Regions from separate parts of the Homo sapiens genome. Here region 1 is linked to region 2. Evidence: chromatin loops called from intact Hi-C (ENCODE). Cell type or tissue: mammary epithelial cell. All regions are shown on one strand. Links, peaks and the distances in the headings refer to the core of each region. The heading gives the core; the rest is flanking DNA.

Region 1 (10,448 bases), core at 1,762-6,761, 74 kb after region 2:
AAAACACACCTACCCGGGCTCCTGCATCCCCTTGCCGGCAAGCTGCACCCCCACCCCACCCCACCCACTGGTGAGCAATTGAGCACTACAGGCTGAGCGAGTGAGGCACCTCTGTCACAAGTCTTGTGAAGGGGTTAGGGAAATTATCCCAATTGACCTGCAGTAGAGTGGTCTTTGCATGACTTCTTTGGCAGTATTCAGGGTCAGTGGTATCTGTGATTTCCTCAGTGGCTTAAGCTACAGCTATTAGTTGAGGTTGTAGTAAAGTTTAACTGGGAACTTGGACGTCAACTAAGCCAGTCTTTGGCCCCAGTAGTAGCAGCAGTGGGATGAGAATGACTGTTTTTAGGCCCCAGAGCAGCATACCCTGGCTCCAGTCAGTAGGTTCTAGGGGCTGATTCTTGGGCCTCCAGATGTCTGGCTTAGAAGCTTGCAGTGGGAACGATGATCCCTGTGTGTGGGCAGGTTCTCAGACCTCTGGGCAGCTGGTGTGGCATGGGAGATAGCAGTAGCAGTGGTAGAACAGCTCACTGGGACCCAAGCCCTCCATGTTGGTGTTACAAGAAGATGCGATCAGTTGGCAGGCTTGTCCCCAGTCCCACAGTCACTTGTAGTACTGCAGTGGTCACTGTCCTAAGTGTGGTGTACCCTGGAGAGCTTGGACTACCCTGTTTGGTAAGAGAGCTTAGTCTACCCTGTTCCTCTCCCAGCAGGGTGTGGAACTCATCACCTCAAACTCACCTGGAGGGCGGGGCACAGCCAAGTGTTAAACTCTCAAAATGGTGCCAGCTGTGGGCTTGTGACCAGACAAAACAGAGATCCCTCCCAGAAAAGCATCATCCCATAGCAGGGTGTTGAGTATTATCTTGAGTATGTATAAGGGAGTCTGGACTCCCTGTCCCTCCTAAACCGGGCCACAGCTGCAGCCATGTCAACTCAAACTGAGGCCAAGGGCAGGGCACAGCCTGAACTTAAACTATGGAAACTGCACCTTGGGCCTGCAACCAGAGAGGCTGAGGTCCCTCGCAGGCAAGCAGCATGGGCAAGAAGCTATGGGGAATGCAGTCTGCTCACGTGTAAGTCTCAACTTCAGCCTTCAGCAGGGAGGCAGTAACTCTCCCAGGGGTGCATGGGAGTGCCTGGTCTCCCCTCTGCCTCCTTGCAGCAGTAAAGTGGCAGCAGCTGTCTGTAGATACCTGATGTCTGGGCTCTCAAAATGGTGCCCATCTGAGGCTGCCCAGGGTTCAGATGCCTGTGGGAGTGTGTGGGGGTTCCCTTTCTGGAGCAACATCTTTGGGCAGCTTCATATGTCAGGCCGGAGGCCCTAATGAGTCCGGGGTTTCTCCCACAGCCAAGATTATAAAAGCCTGTCTAGGAGTGTGGAGCCCAGGGGCTTTCTCTCTTACTGCTTCCCCACACATTCCAGGAGCCTCTCCCAGCTCAGTCAATCCCAGGTGGGCAAGCTGCCTCAAACCCTTTTCTTACTTCTGGTGCTTCCCATCTCTTCTCTGGTGAACCTCAGCATTCTCTCCTAGACCATTTGTTTGAAATGTGAGTATCTACTTGCTATTCTGGTTTTCTCTGTGGGGGAGACAAACATACCTGCATCTATTCAGCCGTTATGATTCATCTCCAAAGTCTATTCCAATTTATAGAAGTTTGAAAGGCTGCCTCTAGACTATCGGTGGTTTAATGTTAAAGACATTTATGAACACTAAACTTCTCTTTAAAATTTTTTATTGTTTTAATTGCCTCCTGTTTACCTTGTTTATAAGAAAAGGATGCCCACCCTAGGGCTGTGGGGATGGCAAAACACAGGACGTTAATTCTGGGTGGATAAAATCAACAGTAGATTATTAGCCCCACGTATGCTCACAGCCTGAGGGAGGACACTGCATGCTAAGTATGGCCACAAAGGTTGCATTTAGGAGCACCTAACAAGCAGGGGCTAAGGAAGGCAGGCTCTGTAGTGTCAAGAGAGTGAGGTGGTCCCTGGTTCCTGCAGGAAGAAGTGCTATCTCCATTCTGGGGCCTGTAGTCCCAAGCAAGATTCATTTTAAAAATGAACAGATGGTAGTCCGGGCGCGGTGGCTCACACCTGTAATCCCACCACTTTGGGAGGCTAAGGTGGGTGGATCACGAGGTCAAGAGATCGAGGCCATCCTGGCCAACATGGTGAAACCCCGTCTCTACTAAAAATACAAAAAAATTAGCCAGGCTTGATGGCACATGCATGTAGTCCCAGCTACTTGAGAGGCTGACGTGGGAGGATCCCTTGGGCCCAGGAGTTTGAGGCTGCAGTGAGCTATGATTATACCACTGCACTTTAGCCTGGGTGACAGCACAAATTCTGTCTCTAAAAAAATCAAGCAAGCAAGCAAACAAACAAACAAAAAACAACAAAAAAGAAGGGACTGGAAACCACCAATTCAATCAGAAAAAAAAATTGACTTTTAAGAGAATTCTTCTTGGCCTGGTGCAATGACTCACACCTGTAATCCTAGCACTTTGAGAGGCAGAAGTAAAATGATCACTTGAGGCCAGGAGTTCAAGACCAGCCTGGGCAACATAGTGACACCTCATACCTACAAAATATCTACAAAATATAAAAATTTAAAAAGAGAGAAATCTTCCTAACTGCAGCCTCAATTAACCTTTATTCTCTAGGTATACTGAAAAACTTACTGAATAGGCTTAGCTCAATTAAAGCTTAAAATTATTTTAAAAATAAATAATAAAGTACCTTACATAATGAGAAAAAAATAGTCAAAATAAAGCTCAAGATTTTAAGGCTTCATTTTAGAATCAAATCCTTGCCTACTTTTACTCCAATCAATTAAGTTTATGCCAAACCAGTATATAAAATTTTTACTAGTTATTATAATTGCCTAATTTAATATAAGATAAACAAGTTAATTAATTTAACTTGTGTAAGTTGTACAATATAAATAATTTAATATAAGTTAAATTCGAGTGTGAAAAGATTTACTGGCTCTATTAAAACTAAAAATAATAAGCAAGGTAATGGGTATGTTAATTAGCTTGATTTAATCTTTCCACAAAGGTACCACTGTAGGTTGGTATGACTTTCCCAGAACTCCGTTACATGAATTAGAACATCACATTGTATCAAATAAATGCACACAATTATAACTTGTCCATTAAAAAAATACTAATTGGCCCGCTTCAGTAGCAAGCACATGTAATCCCCACAACCCAGGAGGCTGAGGTAGGAGGATTCCTTGGGGCCAGAATTTCGAGACTAGCCTGTGCAACAGAGTGAAACCTCATCTGTAAAAATTTAAAAATTGTTCTAATTAGAATAATACTAATCAAAAATTGCTTTAACTAAAGCAAATGCTTTGGAAAGATTCAATATATCTGAATCAGCAAAGAGACATTGTTCTTATTTGCTAGAGGCAAAGCAATGTATTTTTTTAATTACTAAAATCTAGGATTTCCCAGTCAGACTATTAGGTAAATGTCCTTAAACTCACAGCATTTTTACAGAAAACCACAAGTAGATATTGCCAGCAATGCATTATCAACGGTGTTGCTGCCAGAAAGACAACGAGAGCTCTTTTCTGTAAGCTCACACTCACAGAGAAAATTATTTGGTATGTCTTAAAAGACTGGGAAATGAGGAGATATACCTAATGTAAATTACGAGTTAATGGGTGCAGCACACCAACATGGCACATGTATACATATGTAACAAACCTGCATGTTGTGCACATGTACCCTAGAACTTAAAGTATAATAATAAAAAAAAAGATTGGGAAATGAACAATCCAAAAATAGAATTAACAGTCCCACTTATAACATCAACAAAAGGAAAAATGGACCCATCATCAGTCACCAAGACCTGAGAACAGAGAGTGGCAGCCCCTTCACACAGGCGGCAGAGCAAGGAAGCTGTCAGCCGGCGAGCCTCCTGGAGTATACCTGAGATGGGCAGAACTGGGGACATCAGTTCTCTACAGCAGCCCTGCAATGAGGGGCTGGAGTGGTATAGAAAAAATTCCAACGCTTTTTGCTGGTAAGTGGCTCTACTCATTCATTTATCCCTGTCGCTGGTTCCCTTCTTGAAGCTTGAAAATAATCTGAACTTTCCATGTCAAGAGCAGCTGGCCTCCTCCCATACATTAATTTTCTGTATTGGCTAGGTATTGGCTGCAAACACAAGATTAAATTACACAGAGAGTCGGGTAGTGAAACTGCTCCCACTCAGGCTGAGTCACCAGATTCACCCTGAGGTGAATCTGAATCAGGCTGAGGTTTCTGGGGTTGGCTGTTAGCTTGGGTCTGCATAGCTACCTCTCAGAGAACACACTGGCCACAGCTCCCAAGCTGTAGCTGTTTCTGCCTCCCCTGACCCAGAACTGCTACTTCCCTCAACATTTCCAGTGATTCGCTGCATTTCATTTTGTCTTGTGTTTTCTACTGACGCCGCCTTATTTTTGTTTTATGTGCCTTACCTGATATTTTGGGGGTTATTCACATTTTTAAAATGTATTTTCATTTTCCCTGTAAGAGAGAGCCTGTGTTTCTGGCTTGCAAACCAGGCTGGAGATGGCACCTTCCCCAGAGCTCAGGAATTCTGGGTGAGGATTGAGTGTGGGGAATGTCATGAGATTTAGCCTGCTCCTGTAGGCAAAAGGACCTTTTGAAACACACAAGTGGGGATAGTTAGGTATTTCATACACATAACATAGTTGTGATACGAAAACCAGAGAAAGATAATCACCAAATATTCTAGGACACTGGTCCTCAATATTAGCATGCACAAGAGTCACTAGGGCTATGGATGAACATAGGTGTGATACAAATGCCAGAGAAAGATAATCACCAAATATTCTAGGACACTGGTCCTCAATATTAGTATGCATGAGAGCCACTAGGGCTATGGATGAAAATGCAAATTTCTGGGCCTTACTCCCAGAGATTCTGATTCTGTAAACCTGTGGGGAGTCCAGGAAACTGCATTTTCAAAAAGCACCTGTATTAGTCAATTTTCACACTGCTATGAAGAGCTGCCTGAGACTGGGTAATTTATAAAGAAAAGTGGTTTAATTGGCTCACAGTTCCGCTTGGCTGGGAAGGTCTCTGGAAATTTAAAATCATGGCAGAAGGCAAAGGGGAACCAAGGCGTATCTTACATGGTGGCAGGAGAGAGAGAAGGAGAAAGTGCCACACTTTTTAACCATCAGATCTCAGGAGAACTCACTCACTATCACGAGAAAAGAATGAGGGAAACTGCCCCCATGATCCAATCACCTCCCACCATGTCCCTCCCTAACATGTGGGGTAATTCAAGGTAAGATTTGGGTGGGGACACAGAGCCAAACCATATCAGCACCCATGACTTTAATAAATGGAGTTCGCCAATAACTTCTGTGAAAACAAAGACTAACCAAATAAGAAAGTAAAGGCTATCTATTCTACAACAAAGAAGTCAGCCACCATCACTTCCATTTTGGGAGAGACTCAAAGACCAGCAGAGGAGTAGGAAAGCTTTATAGTGGAAAAGGTATCACCCTTTTTTTCGCATGTTCCCTGATTGGAGGCTGTTGGCATGGGGAAGCTGAGGATAGCTAACTAGATGCACAGCATCCTATGGGATTGGTTTAGGGTACGTATTTGGCTTTCCTACGTTGCTCCTAAGTTAGAAACAGGAACAAAAATTTGGGAAGTTGTCAGTTATTAATAAAGTCCTGGCCATTTGGAGCTGACTGTTACTGGAGTTACTGTTTAGTTTCCTGGATTGTTACCAGAGAAAGTCTGACTTCCTACAAGTGTGACTTACAGCAAGTGGCTTCCTGGGCTGTTTATTGTAGAAAAGTGGGTTGATTTCCTAGGCAGGCTGCTGTAGGTTATGGGTCAGAGTTCTGTTTTTATATGTGGTCTGGCCATTGTCTGTATATTTTGTCTCTCATCTCTAAGAAATACAGCCATAAACCAAGCTCTTTTTGTAACACAGAGCAGAACTTCAATACAGGGGACTGCTTTCTTCATTATTGCTGTCATCTATTTATTGCTGTTTTTTGACAGTGATGATCTCAAGGCTAAAACGGCTGAACACCCCATTTAATTAGGGTAGTTCAGGGCTCTAACTTACATGCTTTACACAACCATTGCCTTCTTAGACATGGCAGATAACAAGCATGGAATATTATTGCTAGTCTTGGCTTTGTGGTGTAAAGCTGGTTTTCATACAGCTCCCAGAAAGCTCTCTATAGACATCAGTGGAGCCAAAAGTCTTCAAGCTTTATCCCATCTTATTTCCTGCTTCTCTTGTGCCCATGGGTCATTGTCTTTCCTGTGACAACTGAGGTTAAAGATAAATCTTGGATTTCTCCCTTTATGGCTTCCACAATGCTTATCTTCTTTGTCGTAATCCTGGATATCTACGTGGATTCCATTTGTTCAGTCAAAATGGAAGTTTCCAAATGTCCCCATGATTGATCCTTTCCTGTTTTTATTAGTGCTTTGGAAATTTCTGAATACATCCAACAACAGTCTGACTTCAGGCTATGAACAAAATGGCATACCAGGAAAGTGCAGAACACATCCTGTCTGGAGGAGTGATAGTGAGTACTAGGTCTTCATTTTGTCTACCAACGTCTTTTCATCTCCCTCTAAGAGAGGACGGAACGCTTTTTGCCTCTGTAGAATCATTCTATGATGTGTTGACCAGCAGTCTGGGTCTCATCTCAGATGTATTTCACACACTCTATGACAGATGTGTTTTAGTCATGATATTTATTGCTGCCCTGATGAAAAGATGGAATGCAATGGGATTTTTCTCCTATGGGTGCACCCAAATAGAAATTCTCTCTCAATTTATTAATAGACTTTTTCTTTTCTCCAAGAAAATTCCATTTGTATTTCAATTGGTATTAAAACAAACTTACAAGTGTTTTGAAGGAATTGACCTCTTTCCTAACATGCACCTTTCCACTCTGAGCAGCAGCTCTAATGTACTGTATTTCCTTGACACCATTACCAAGTATGAGCCACATCATCAATTTGATAGCAGATTTGTAAAAACCAAACCAAAACATTACATTACATCCAGAATGTGATGATTCTTCCAAATCACTTTCAGCCACTGGCAGCCATCACAGCGACAAGCTGTCTACTCCCACTCCTCCTCTGCAGGCTTAAGCTATTAGAAAATCTATTCTCTAACATATTTGAAAGTTCTAAGGTCAAACAAGTTTTAGGGCTGTTTGATTCAGCCACTCATCCATGTCCTCAAGGTCCCAGCTTGTGTTCATCTATGCTTTGTGGTCCTGACTGTACTGGTTTCGCCTCCAGGCTCCTGGCACATGGATGGAACAGTTCTGGTATCACATCCAAACACAGCAATGTCCAGAGATCCAAAGAGATTCTCAGTCTTTTTCTTAGGAAGGAGGGACCTTCCTAGAAGCCCCACAGCTTTTTTCCTTTCTCATTGGAAAAACAGGGTCACTAGTCCACTCTGAAACCAATTTCTGACATGGGGTGGGGGCCACTATAATTATTTAAGGCCAAACAGAATGTACCCTCAGGTGGTGGTGGTGGTTTTTGTCATAATTGCAGATCTTGGACCTCCAAAATAAATGTGAAGCACAACAAAGAATACTTGCCTATTAGTTAAATTGCCTAATTTAAACTCTCAGTTTTGTTGAATTACTATTATTGGAAATTAAACTGCCTTTTGAAAGTTAGCTGGGAGCTTCTGACACACAGATGTTCGGCATCTCAGGGATAATTCTTCATAAAAGGAATAAACTGGTCACTCCAATTTCTCCTAGCTTTGAAAGTCGTAGAGTCTATTCTGCAGGACTATTTAATGAAGCAGTTTTGAATGCAACAGGAAAAGTTCCATGTAACAAAGCTTTCTGTTTCACCATTTCATCATAATGTAATCTTTTTTATTTGTACAGACTCGGGGTGTACATTTACAGGTTGTTACATGGATATACTTCATAATGGTGAGGTTTGGGTTTCTATTAATAGATTTTTCTAATGGCAAAACTTGTTTTTGTGTTAGTCAGTGGTTCAATTGATCCTCTAGGACTAGATACACATATTAACACCAGTCTCAGCTACGGGGCTGGTAGTAAACCTGATTGGTATCTATGCCCATAACAATACCTATTGAGCTACTCAATGAAGATGTGACTCATCTAATCATAGCCATTAGTATCATATACGTGGACACCATGACTGTGAAACAGTTACAGCCATTAATGAGGCATGAGTGCTAGAAGAAAGATGTATTTCCATATGTTTTGGCAGACACACTTGGCAATGTGGGTGTGATCATATCCATTATGCTCACAGAGCGGTGTGGGTGGCTTATTGCTTAACTCTTCTATTCTCTTTTTATTGCCATATGAATACCTCTCAGTGTTGTCCCATTAATTAAAGATGCCTGTCAGTTTATCAGGTCATCCTTTTGAGACTACCACCAGAATATCCAACAGATATACATACTTATTTTAAAAACTGAGGCTTCATATTACACTGAGACCTTCACTTTTTGATATCATTCTGCCACTATTGGGACAGGACCAACTGATATAGAGGTGACATCCAATGTGCTGGAACAAAGAATGGTACTGCAAGTTGTAGGAGTAAAGATGCTAGATTAAACAATTTAACAATTCAAGTGGAAAAAGGGTTACTTTCAACATATGTCTGATCTAAGAACTGGATTTTATAATGTTCTGGCTATAACAAAACAAACGAAGAGTATAAAGTACTGCAAAAGACGGTACTTACATCATGTAAGATAACTCAACAACTACCCTGGGGTATGAGCAATAAAGAATAAATGACTCAGTATTTATGTTGCTAGAAGTAAAAAAAATTGTACATAATTATAAAGAAACATGTCACCATATTTTAAAAAAATAACAAAGCTCCTCATTATTAAATCAAGGAATATTTCTTACAGGAAATTTAAATACAGAATGAAACATTAATTGTATAAGTAAAATAACTTATTTAAATTACATATAGAAACAGAATTTTAAAATATAAGATCATGATGTATCGTATCATCTTGGAAAACAGACAAATAGTAATGAGTTCTAATGAAGACAAAAATCACTTCTGGGTGTTTACTTCTTGTCAGAAGGTATCTCCACTATAAACTGTATTGCATGCTTAAAACAAACACCTACAGTAAACATTGAACAACTTTTTGCATAGCCAAAGGATAAAATAGCAAAAAAGTTGTATTTTTATGGATTCTCTGTGTATAAAACTGGTTCCTAATTATAACAAGTCCATTAAGTAAACTCTACATTGCCACTTTAATTGTATACTAAATTATTTGGAAAAATTGCTGCCACTGATATGAAACAAGCAATGAGAATATGAAAGTATAATATTAGTTTTTGATGTATCATAAAACCAACACTGGAGAGCCACAGGGGACAAGGGGAGCCCCCATCCTCAGCCAAAAAAGGCAGTGAGTGATTGTGTTGTTGCAGGAATCAGGAGGACCAGAGAGACCTGAGGGTGAAATACAGGAGCATCTTTATTGAGTACACTCAGACCCAGCAGACTTAACATCCAAAAACTGCGCCCTGAACAAAGACAGGGTCTTGCTTATACACCTTCTTCTGAGTGGCATGAAAAGTGAATGTACAGAAGCAGAACAAAGGCAGTTTATCAAACAGTGACAGGTTCATAACTCAGGTTTACGTGTGTCTCTTGCTATGTGGCCCCGATGGCTGTTATCTAGCTTATGCTCAAAGGAATCTTGTCCAAACTTATGTCCTTTGCTGTGGTGCCTGGAGGGCTACAATCTAGGCTTACTCGAACATGTCTTGTGACCTTTGTTATGCAGCTCAGACGAAAAACAGAAACTTACAGTTATTAGTGTCAGGCCTCTGAGTCCAAGCTAAGCCATCATATCCCCTGTGACCCGCATGTATACATCCAGATGGCCTGAAGCAACTAAAGATCCACAAAAGAAGTGAAAATAGCCAGTTCCTGCCTTAACTGATGACATTCCACCATTGTGATTTGTTCCTGCCCCACCCTAACTGATCAATTGACTTTCTGACAATACACCCTCCCCACCCTTGTGATAACTACTTTGTGATATTCCCCCACCCTTGTGAATGTACTTTGTATGATACACCCTCCCCACCCTTGAGAAGGTAATTTGTAATATCCTCCCCTACCCTTAACAAGGTACTTTGTAATATTCTCCCCCACCCTTAAGAAGGTACTTTGGGCCGGGCGCGGTGTCTCACGCCTGTAATCCCAGCACTTTGGGAGGCCGAGGTGGGTGGATCACGAGGTCAGGAGATTGAGACCATCCTGGCTAACATGGTGAAACCCCATCTCTACTAAAAATACAAAAAAAATTAGCTGGGTGTGGTGGCGGGCACCTGTAGTCCCAGCTACTCGGGAGGCTGAGGCAGAAGAATGGCGTCAACCTG
Region 2 (10,448 bases), core at 3,545-8,544:
GAGCCGAGGATTCAGGAGAATCTCCCCAGTCAGCTCCAGAGGTGCCCACAGTGTGAGCTCTAGTGTCTCCCAGGTAGGGGCCAAAGCGTCACCTGCCCGGCCCTGGGGGTGCAAGTGGAGTGGATTTTACTCCTGTCCAGAAAATGGAGTGAGACCCTGTCTCTAAATAAATACATACATTTAGACTCCTCTGTCTTTGCGTGTATATAAGCAAAGACAGAGGTGTTTTTATCAGGATTACAACATTTTTCATAAAAGGTTGGCACATCATTACAGCAAGTTGCTTATAGGCAATGTTTCTCTATGAGAAGGGCACATTTAACATTTTTTACAAAGGGTGTAATAGTCATGGTTTTTCTGTTATCTGATCTAAGCAAGGCAGGACAACAAAGGGGAACTTAATTGATAACAAGGGTCATTAATTAACAGGGCACCACTGGGTGGACACAGTGGCATCTGTAATTCCAACACTTGGGGAGGCCGAGGTGAGAGGATCGCTTGAGGTCAAGAGTTTGAGACCAGCCTGGGTAACATGGCAAAACTCTGTCTCTACCAAAAAATACAAAAATTAACTTGGCATGGTGGCACATACCTGCAGTCCCAGCTACTTGGGAGGGTGAGGTGGGAGGATAACTTGAACCCGGGAGGTGGAGGTTGTAGTCAGCTGAGATCATGCCACTGCACTCCAGCCTCTGGAACAGAGAGAGACTCAGTATCAAAAAAAAAAAAAAGTCTTGGTCAGATGCAGTGGCTCATCCCTGTAATCCCAACCCCTTTGGAGGCCAAAGCAGGAGGATCACTTGAGGCCAGGAGTTGGAAACCAGCTTGGCCAAAATAGCAAGACCCTGTCTCAAAACAAAAAACACTACCAAAAAAAAAAAAAAAAAAAAAAAAAAAATATATATATATATATATATATAAAATGAGGAAGCCTGGGTCTTGTTCTGTCACCCAGGCTGGAGTGCAGTGGCACAATCTCAGCTCACTGCAATCTCTGCTTCCCGGGGTTCAAGTGATTCTCCTGCCTCAGCCTTCCTAGTAGCTGGGATTGCAGGTGCCCGTGACCACGTCTGGCTGATTTTTGCATTTTTAGTAGAGATGGGGCTTCACCATATTGTCCAGGCTGGTCTTGAATTCCTGATCTCAAGTGACCCACCTCCCCCGGCCTCCCAAAGTGCTGGGATTACAGGCGTGAGCCACCGTGTCCGGCCCTTGATTGGTTTTTGCTTGCATTGTCCCTGGTGAAGCCATTGAAAAGCTTTACTGCTTTCTGCAGCAGAATGGGATCAGACCCAATGAGTGATGAAAGTTAAAATAAACAAAGTCAGAAGACTCTAAACCCAAGCGCTTGTGCCAGAGGCAGCCTCTGGGTGCCTGGCTGATACCACAGGAGGTTTCTAACAAAGAGATTGACAGCCTTTCCACATCTGATATCTGGTACCAGGCAGAGAGAGGCCCTTGCAGACCGTGGAGTCAACGCCTCACTGGGTATTTTGGATATTAAAGACAACATAGACTCCATCTGGGCATTCTGGTGGTCCCCCTGCACCAGATAACCAGAGACATAGCTGCTTTCCAGGGACCCCCAGTGGGGGTCCAGGGAGTACAATGCACTCCAGGCCCTACCTCAGGCAGTTACTCAGGCCCCTGTGTCCCGTAGAGCCCAGCTCCCCATTTGAATGACAAGTTTCAGTGCTAGGAGATGAGGAAGACTGGAATCTGACCAAAAGGAAAAGCCATCAGAGTCTGATGACCGCAAAGTTTCTGGACTTCTAGGCTCCCAGAAATGGCCACTCATCATGCACCTTTTCTGAAGGAGCTATTAACATGTTGTTGGGCTCTGGTGGAAACAGAGAGGCTGAGCCAACACACTGTGGTAATACTCTGACCAGAAATACCCATCTCTTCCTGAACTGATAGCAGCCTAGACCCGAGAGCGGTGTCTGCTGGACAGAGCAGCATCATTACATCGAAGGGAGACATCCAAGATAGAATAAAATAGAACAGTTACAATATATTGTAACAGTTACCACATAGTGCAGCTGTAAGTTTTGCAGTTTGAGGTAGGACACAAAGCTAGTGCAAATTTCTGTTTCTTCCTGCTCAATTTCAGGTACAGCAGATTCATTCTTACCATAGATCTTAGCAACCTCAGCCCATTTTTTTTTCTTTCCTTATTAAGTGGAGAATTTTCATCTTTTTACTGAAAGGAAGCACTTTACAGTTTCTGTTTGGCATATCTGAATTGCCAGCATCACTACTCTTGCAGTTTGGGGCCATTACAAAGTAAAATAAAGGTTTTATTTTACGATAAAGAAAGCCCTCTTGAGAAACTTTCACAAACACTGCAATAGCATGACAGTTGATCTGATAACTGAGACAGCTACTGGAGACTACTGAGCCGGTAGCATCTACAGTGTCAATATGCTGCACGAAGGATGACTCACCAGCGGGGCAGGACAGAGCGGGACGACACGGCATTTCACAATCAGTGTGACACGCAACTTTAAAATTTATGAACTGTTTTTTCTTTGTTTTGTGTTTTGTTTTTGTTCTTTTGAGACAGAGTCTTGCTCTGTCCCCCAGGCTGGAGTGCAGTGACACGATCTTGGCTCACTGCAACTTCCACCTCTCGGGTTCAAGTGATTCTCCTGCCTCAGCCTCCCAAGTAGCTGGGATCACAGACACATGCCACAGCACCCGGCTAATTTTTGTAATTTTTTAGTAGAGATAGGATTTCACCATGTTTTCCAGGCTGGTCTCGAACTCCTGACCTCAAGTGATCCACCCACCTTGGCCTCCCAAAGTACTGGGATTACAGGCATGAGCCACCATGCCTGGCCTCTGATATTTTCATTTAATATTTTCAGATCACAGTTGATCATGGGTAACTGAAACCTACGCCAAAGTGAAAGTGGAGATAAGAGGGAATTACTATACCACAATAATACTCAGCCACTAGAAAGGCTGGGATGACTCCATGCTTTGTTCTTCAAAAATACTTCAAATAATTCTATTTAAAAAGCAAAAGAGACCGGGTGCAGTGGCTCACACCTGTAATCCCAGAACTTTGGGAGGCCGAGGTGGGTGGATCACAAGATCAGGAGTTCGAGACTAGCCTGGTCAACATGGTGAAACCCCTGTCTCTACTAAAAATACAAAAGTTAGCCCGGCATGGTGGTGGGCACCTGTAGTCCCAGCTACTTGGGAGGCTGAGGCAGGAGAATTGCTTGAACCCAGGAGGTGGAGGTTGCAGTGAGCTGAGATCATGCCACTGCACTCCAGCCTGGGTGACAGAGCGAGACTCCATTTCAAAAAAAAAAAAAAGCAAAAGAATGAGGCATTTATGTAAAGTTATAACAAACAAAATATTTTCAGAAAAGCAATTCCACAATGTTTAATGTAATTTGAGCATCGAGCATTCTTCATAACTCTTTACAATTATTGATTCATCTTGTCTGGGTTTCATCATCATTTTACAAATGAGGAAACTGAAACACAGAGTGGCTTCATAACTCACCCACAGTCACAGTCAGTGGGGCAAGGTCAGGGTTTGACCTGGGAGCGCTAGCCACAGGGCACCTGCACCCCAGCCCCTGCTGCCCACTGTTGTGTCCCTGTGGGTGTGCTCTTCTAGGCACGTTTGGAACCCTGAGTTCTCACCAGAGAGGACAGTGAATCACTCCAAGGAGAAAGACAAGGGCTTAGAGTGGAAAAGGAGCTTTGGTTTTCACTTTATTGCTGTGCTGATGAAGTTTTAAAAGAACACCTCTCACATGTATAAAATAATGGAAAACAAGCTATGCCAAGAAGAAAAGTATGAATCAAAAATTCAATGATTACAAATAAAATAGTAAATAAGATTACAAAAGAAAATCAGATACTTTTAGTCAAACTATGTAAAAATCCCATATTTTACAAAAAGAGTAATCAAATGATGGGGGGAGAAGAGAGCTAATATTTAATGAAATTATGGTGGTCACTGTGAGACAAAGTAACAAACATGAGAAGCCGGTTTGCTCATTTCTGCTTCCCAGCATAATTTCACAAGGCCCCTGAGTCTGTGATGACCTGCGGCTCTCCAAAAACATGCTTTCTTTTGGAGAAAAAAAGGAGAGAGAAAAGGGCCCTCATGTCTCTTGCCCTCCCTGTTCCTTGCAGGTGGTGAGATTGAGAACTCAATCCAAAGTATGACATAAAGACACACCTCAGAGCTCAGAGCTTTCTTTCCCAGGATGCACCTATCCACTCTGGCAACGTTTACTTGTTCCCACCACCACCTAGTCCTGTCCACCTTCCTTCATCCTCATCCTCACTTCCTGATCTTCTCTTTAGCCCAGCTCAGGTTGAGGCCAAACTTGAATCTGACCCTCACCCCGCCCTGGGAGGGAAAATTCAGTGAGGAATAGCATTCCTTCCAGTGAGGCATACCCTGGAGTCTACATCGGCCTCCCAACCCCAAATCAGTCTCTTTTCTCCTCTCCCTCCCATTATGGCCCTGCGTCTTCCCTTTCTGGGCTGAGTTTTGTAGTATCTGTTTTCTGTGGGCTCTTGAAATTATACTAGAAGTATGATTTTTCCTTTATTAATTCTATATTTAATAACTTTTTTGTTAAATTTAGAAAGGAAGGTGAGATATCTCTAACATATCTAGAATGAAGTCTTTCTTGACATGCCTCAGAAAAACATACCTGCTTCTCCCCCACTTTGAGGTCCAGTCCATTGAGAAATGCTGGCATTGTGGGGATGGTGCATACTGAGGGGCCTGAGGGGAGATGGAGCTTGGACTGGAGGCTCAATCATTCCTGGTGTTCCTAGCACCACAGATGACTCAGCGGGACTCCCGAATAGTCAACCCTTCTTCTGAGGGCGAGGGCCAGAGTCTCAGGGATTGTCTTTTCTGAATTTTTCTTTTTGATGGTAAAAAGATCCAGGTCCGTGATTTTGCAGAATACCCTAAAGCCACATGCATTTTTGGTCTCTTCAAAGTCAACCCCCACCCCCCATGGGGGAAGGAATGATGCAAGGCTCTTTGCCCCACAGGAGAGGGTTGGGGGATTACCAGGGGGCGTGATAAATATCCTCAGCCTTGGCAAAGAGGGCTGGGAGGGTCTGTGGTAGGCTGCAGATACAGTCCTGATTATCTCTCCTTCCTCATTCACACACTTGCAAAATATGACTTTACGTCTATTAAGATTTGGTATCCATGTCCCCATTCCCTTGACTGTCTGCACCCTGTGGAATTTGTGGTCTATAGGACACTGTGGAGTGATCGATCATGTGCCAGTTTTGAGTTAAGACTTTGCTCAAGGACTCTGGTACTTCCACTTTCTCAGGAAATTAAAGCAATGTGAACACCCTCTGGCCAGCCTGTTGGAGGGTGAGAGACCACATGGAGGAGACAGAGCCCTGATGTCCCAGCTGAGGACATCCCAGAAAAGCCTATTTCCAGACAACTGAGGACAGGTGAATGAGTTCTTTGTAGATGAACCAGAATCCAGTCTATCTACCTGCTGAGCACAGACATGTGAGCAACCCCCCCATCAAGGTCAACTGAGCCTGGCCCAGATCAACAGAATCACGAGATGACCTATGGACTCAGGAGCAATCATGATGTGGTTGTTCCATGACACTGAATGTAGAGGTCGTTGATTCTGCAGCACCAGCAAACTGACACATAACACCGTGTTTAATATTGGGTTCTGGGCTTTGGGGTCCCTGCAGAGTTCCTGATTTCAGCCCCAAGGGCTCATTCACAAATTTATTACTCAGATTCTACCCTGTCAACCCAGGACGTGTTACTTACACATTTCCCAGTGTGGGCAGCAAGCCACCCAGGTGCCGAGGCAAGAGACCGAGGGCACAAGCTGTTCCAGTATAATAAAGAAAACATATAAAATAAGAATAGTTATACTAGATATAGATCGTAGATATGATTATATATGAATATTACTAATCATTAGTCTGTAGCAATTACTCTTTATTCCATTATAATAATAATCTTCTCTCTACAATTATAACTTAAGAGAAACCAGGCCATACAGAGATAGGAGCTGAACGGACACAGTGAGAAATGACCAGAAGACAAGAGTGTGAGCCTTCTATTATGCCCCGACAGGGCCACTAGAGGGCTCCTTAGTCTAGCGTTAATGCCAGTGCCCGGGAAGATGCCCGTTACCTAGCCGACTTTGGTCTAGCGGTAGCGTCAGTGCCCAGGAAAAGCACCCACTACTTAGCAGACTGGGAAAAGGAGTGTCCCTTTCCCCGGGGGAGTTAGAGAAGACTCTGCTCCACCACCTCTTGTGGAGGGCCTGACATCCGTCAGGCCTGCCCGCAGTTATCCAGAGGCCTGTCTCCCTGTGATGCTGTGCTTCAGAGCAGTCACGCTCCTGGTCCGCTTACATGTTCCATCCTGTACACCTGGCTCTGCCTTCTAGGTAGTAGCAGAATTAGTGAAAGTACTAAAAGTCTCTGAAATGCAAAAATAAAGGCATAAGCTGTCTCCTTTCTCTCCACCTCAGCTGCCAAACAGGGAAGGGCCGCCTGTCCAGTGGATACATGACCCACATGACCTTACCTATCATTGGAGATGGCTCACACTGCTCACCCTGCCCCCTTGTCTTGTATCCAATAAATAACAGCGCAGCCTGGCATTCGGGGCCACTACTGGTCACTGTGTCTTGGTGGTAGTGGTTCCCCGGGCCCAGCTGTTTTTTCTTTTATCTCTTGGTCTTGTGTCTTTATTTCTATGATCTCTCGTCTCCGCACATGGGGAGAAAAACCCACAGACCCTGTAGGGCTGGTCCCTACATCCCAGGACTCTCTATCCCACTGTGGAAGACTTCGCAGTTGCCTGCCATGCTCCCACAAAGAGCTGGCCACCTGCCCCAGGATGAATGGGGGCTCTGTCCGAGTTGCTAAAGGTGTGCCTCTGGCCATATGCTGGGAGGCAAATGAGCTGTCAGGCAAGGGTAGGAAATATGTGGGCATCAGAGGACAAACAAGGAGTGAGGTGCCTCCCACCAGCCATACATCTGAAGTGCTGTCAGATGGCCATAGGGGCCAGCTGGGTATGGGTCCCCAACAACCAGGAAGGACACTGAGCATCTGAAAACCATTGGTCATGGAACACAGAACCCACGGGGAACACTATGGGTTCACAAAGACCCAGGAGGTCTATTGTAAGCCTCAGTATAGAGAGAGGAACACACTGAGCTTCTGATCACCCATTATCAAGGCTGTGCTGCTTTATGTTGATAGTCCAAAATTATCCTGCATGGGAGTTGGTCCACACAAATTATAATCACAAAGGCAATATAGAGGAGAGTGGGGGGGGCGGTCACAGGAATGAGCGTCACGGTGGCTGGGGATGGACCTTTCACTTAGCTGATCATGTGCAAACAGCAAGATTCATGATGAACTGCTCCACCACAAAACAAATAAATGGGTGTCTACAGTACACACACTGGGCCCCCCACTAACCCTGACATGCACAAGATGCCCTGGGGTTACCTGCCTTTCTGGGGGCTGGACCAAGGACCGATCTGGAACAGGTAAAGATAGGGAGAAATAGGTATTGGGGGAGGGTGAAACTGGAACTTTTGGAGACTCTCATAAATTATTCAAGAAAGCATTAACCCCATTTATGCCTAGTGTTCCATTATTGGAATGCTAAGAATGTGGGAATTATTTATATCCTATTGCTCAAGGTCATCACCAAGGTCCGATTTTTCAAATTTAAAAACTGTAACCTCAGATACAAATGGGTTAATGCTCACCGTCTCTGATCAAGTAGCACACACCAGCAACACGATCTCAGGTATAAATGGGTTAATGCTCACCGTCTCTGATCAGGTAGCACACACCAGCAGCACAACCTCAGGTTTAAACGGGTTAATGCTCACCATCTCTGATCAGGTAGCACGTAGCACACACCAGCAGCACAACCTCAGGTTTAAACGGGTTAATGCTCACCATCTCTGATCAGGTAGCACCAGCAGCACAACCTCAGGTATAAATGGGTTAATGCTCACCGTCTCTGATCAGGTAGCACACACCAGCAGCACAACCTCAGGCTTAAACGGGTTAATGCTCACCATCTCTGATCAGGTAGCACACACCAGCAGCACAACCTCAGGTTTAAACGGGTTAATGCTCACCATCTCTGATCAGGTAGCACACACCAGCAGCACAACCTCAGGTTTAAACGGGTTAATGCTCACCATCTCTGATCAGGTAGCACACACCAGCAGCACAACCTCAGGTTTAAACGGGTTAATGCTTACCGTCTCTGATCAGGTAGCACACACCAGCAGCACAATCTCAGGTTTAAATGGGTTAATGCTCACCGTCTCTGATCAGGTAGCACACACCAGCAGCACAACCTCAGGTTTAAACGGGTTAATGCTCACCGTCTCTGATCAGGTAGCACACACCAGCAGCACAACCTCAGGTATAAATGGGTAAATGCTCACCATCTCTGATCAGGTAGCACACACCAGCAGCACAACCTCAGGTTTAAACGGGTTAATGCTCACCATCTCTGATCAGGTAGCACACACCAGCAGCACAACCTCAGGTTTAAACGGGTTAATGCTCACCATCTCTGATCAGGTAGCACATACCAGCAGCATCGACTGGGTCCAACCACCAGCAGGTCTGACATCTTTCAAGTGCTAAAGAAAAGCCAGGTCTGGTCTCCCTATAAGCAAGTGCTCATCCTTAGGAAACCCCCCTTTCTAATGTCTCCCCACTGTGAAATACTTTACACTATCTACCAGGTTCCTCCTGTTTTATAATCGTGTGATCTGAGAGCAAAGCTTAAATAAACTTAGGTTATTTTTTTCTTTCACACTGAAGAGCAGGCTCGTTAAGAGAGCAGGCATCTTGTCTTTCCTGTTAGCCAGGGACTCCCTGTGCCCCTAAACAATGCCTGACACGTAGCAGCGGACTTCAGTGTTTTTCAATTGTACACTTTAGGGAAGGGTAGAAAAGAGACGCCTAATTTGCTAATTAACACCCCATATCTGTCCCTGCAGCCATCAAATCTATGCTGTGCTGAAAAGCCTTCCTTCTTGTAATATCTTCTGGAAGGCCAGACTATCAACTGGATAGAGGTTTCCTGGGGAAGGAGGACAAGTGACTAGGAGAAACGGGATGTGATGTTCATTTTATCAGCTGGGCTTTGATAAACTTGTGGACAGTGAATCTGATAAGCAGCCTCCATGTGGGACCATATCCAGGCCATAGCACTCTTTCCCTGCAGGAACAAGGTCAAGGAATTTATTCCACAATAGCATGGGGTCAACACCGATAAGAGCCTGCCACCGCTGCCAGGGTCCTGGAACGCTTCTGTGGACACCGCAGCTGGGTAATATCCCATCCAAAATTCTCCGGAGCGCCAGAGAAAACCCTCTAAAAGTGACTGCCAGGTGGCGCCCGACAAGTGGCATGGACGGCACCAGGTCTGATCTGGGTCTTCAGGTCGGCGGGGGTGCCCTGCCTGCGGCCTGATCCACGGCCGTTTCCTGGTGCCCCTTGGACGGAGTTTCTTCACCCAGGGCTGCCGGCACGCAATCAGCCCGGCCCCAGTAGGGAGTCTTGGGGAAATTTGGGGCGAGCCTCCTGTGATCACTGGGCCCTGCCAAGCAAAGGACACACTCACCTCGAGACTTCCTGGCTGGAACAGGAGGTTCCCGAGACCTGGAGAACGATTAGGAAATTTTCCTAGAGTCTCATAAAGACTACCCAGCACCAGATGGGACGGAGGCCGGGCCGATGACGCCCACCATAGCCCTCTCAGGCCATCACTGATCTGTCCCTTCCTTCAGAGGGAGTCTTAAAAATTTCCCGGGGCTCATAGGACTGCCTGCCTGGCATGTACATGACCTTGGGAGGCCGGGGTGCGAGGTGTGTGTAGGGGACCCTCTGTCGACAACTTCAGTAAATCAAACCCATTTCATGGATAAACTTTAGTCAAGGTTATAACAACAATAAACATCAGTAATAATAACAACAATAATAATAAAACGACCTCAATGATCCAAGCTCACTGTATAGACTGGGTGTATTAACCAGGTCCGGTATTTTCAAAGCTCTAGGAATAAACAGGCTTCTCTTCAGAAGAAATTAAGGACCAGGTCTCCTCACATCCAACTTTTAGAAAGAGAGGTGCCCAGTATTGGCTCTGACCACGCTGTGTGACTGCTAGACTCCCACACCACTCTAGAGCCCCCACCTTTATCCAGTAGAGGGAAGAGCCCAGGTTCCTTGACTTGGCAGCTGCTATCTGGATTTTCTAAGGGAGCAGGAGTGAAGGCGGGTGCCTAAATCTCCCCATCATTGCCTCCTCCCCATGTCTCTGATTCTGAGCACCCACAGTGGCCCTTCCCCAGGCTGGACTGGAGGCATGGCCCACCCTAAGGAAGGGTAGTAGACACAAGGAAACT

What was found. Peaks named below come from ENCODE experiments on the same cell type or tissue, not always from the same donor. Only the 100,000 strongest peaks of a DNase experiment are listed, where the experiment ranks them.
Region 1: a loop joins it to region 2, with 3.0 times the contacts of the local background. A loop is called at or near these places in 4 of 110 quality-filtered maps.

The regions. Positions count from the first base shown.
Region 1 is chr19:46,109,407-46,119,854 of GRCh38, reverse strand. It overlaps a transcript of IGFL2 not described here and the pseudogene LOC100533846. Among named protein-coding and RNA genes, the nearest start is that of IGFL3, 10 kb to the left of the region's middle. In mammary epithelial cell, for the core only: no CTCF peak of the experiment used is centred there; a DNase peak (open chromatin) is centred at 4,254; H3K4me3 peaks cover 269 bases; H3K27ac peaks cover 2,484 bases.
Region 2 is chr19:46,185,303-46,195,750 of GRCh38, reverse strand. It overlaps IGFL2-AS1 (IGFL2 antisense RNA 1), which reads left to right. Exons shown (of 3, transcript NR_135234.1): 3 at 5,337-6,722. It also overlaps a transcript of IGFL2 not described here. Among named protein-coding and RNA genes, the nearest start is that of IGFL2-AS1, 13 kb to the left of the region's middle. RefSeq lists an enhancer at 5,425-5,719. In mammary epithelial cell, for the core only: a CTCF peak has its summit at 6,122 (motif pointing right); a DNase peak (open chromatin) is centred at 6,140.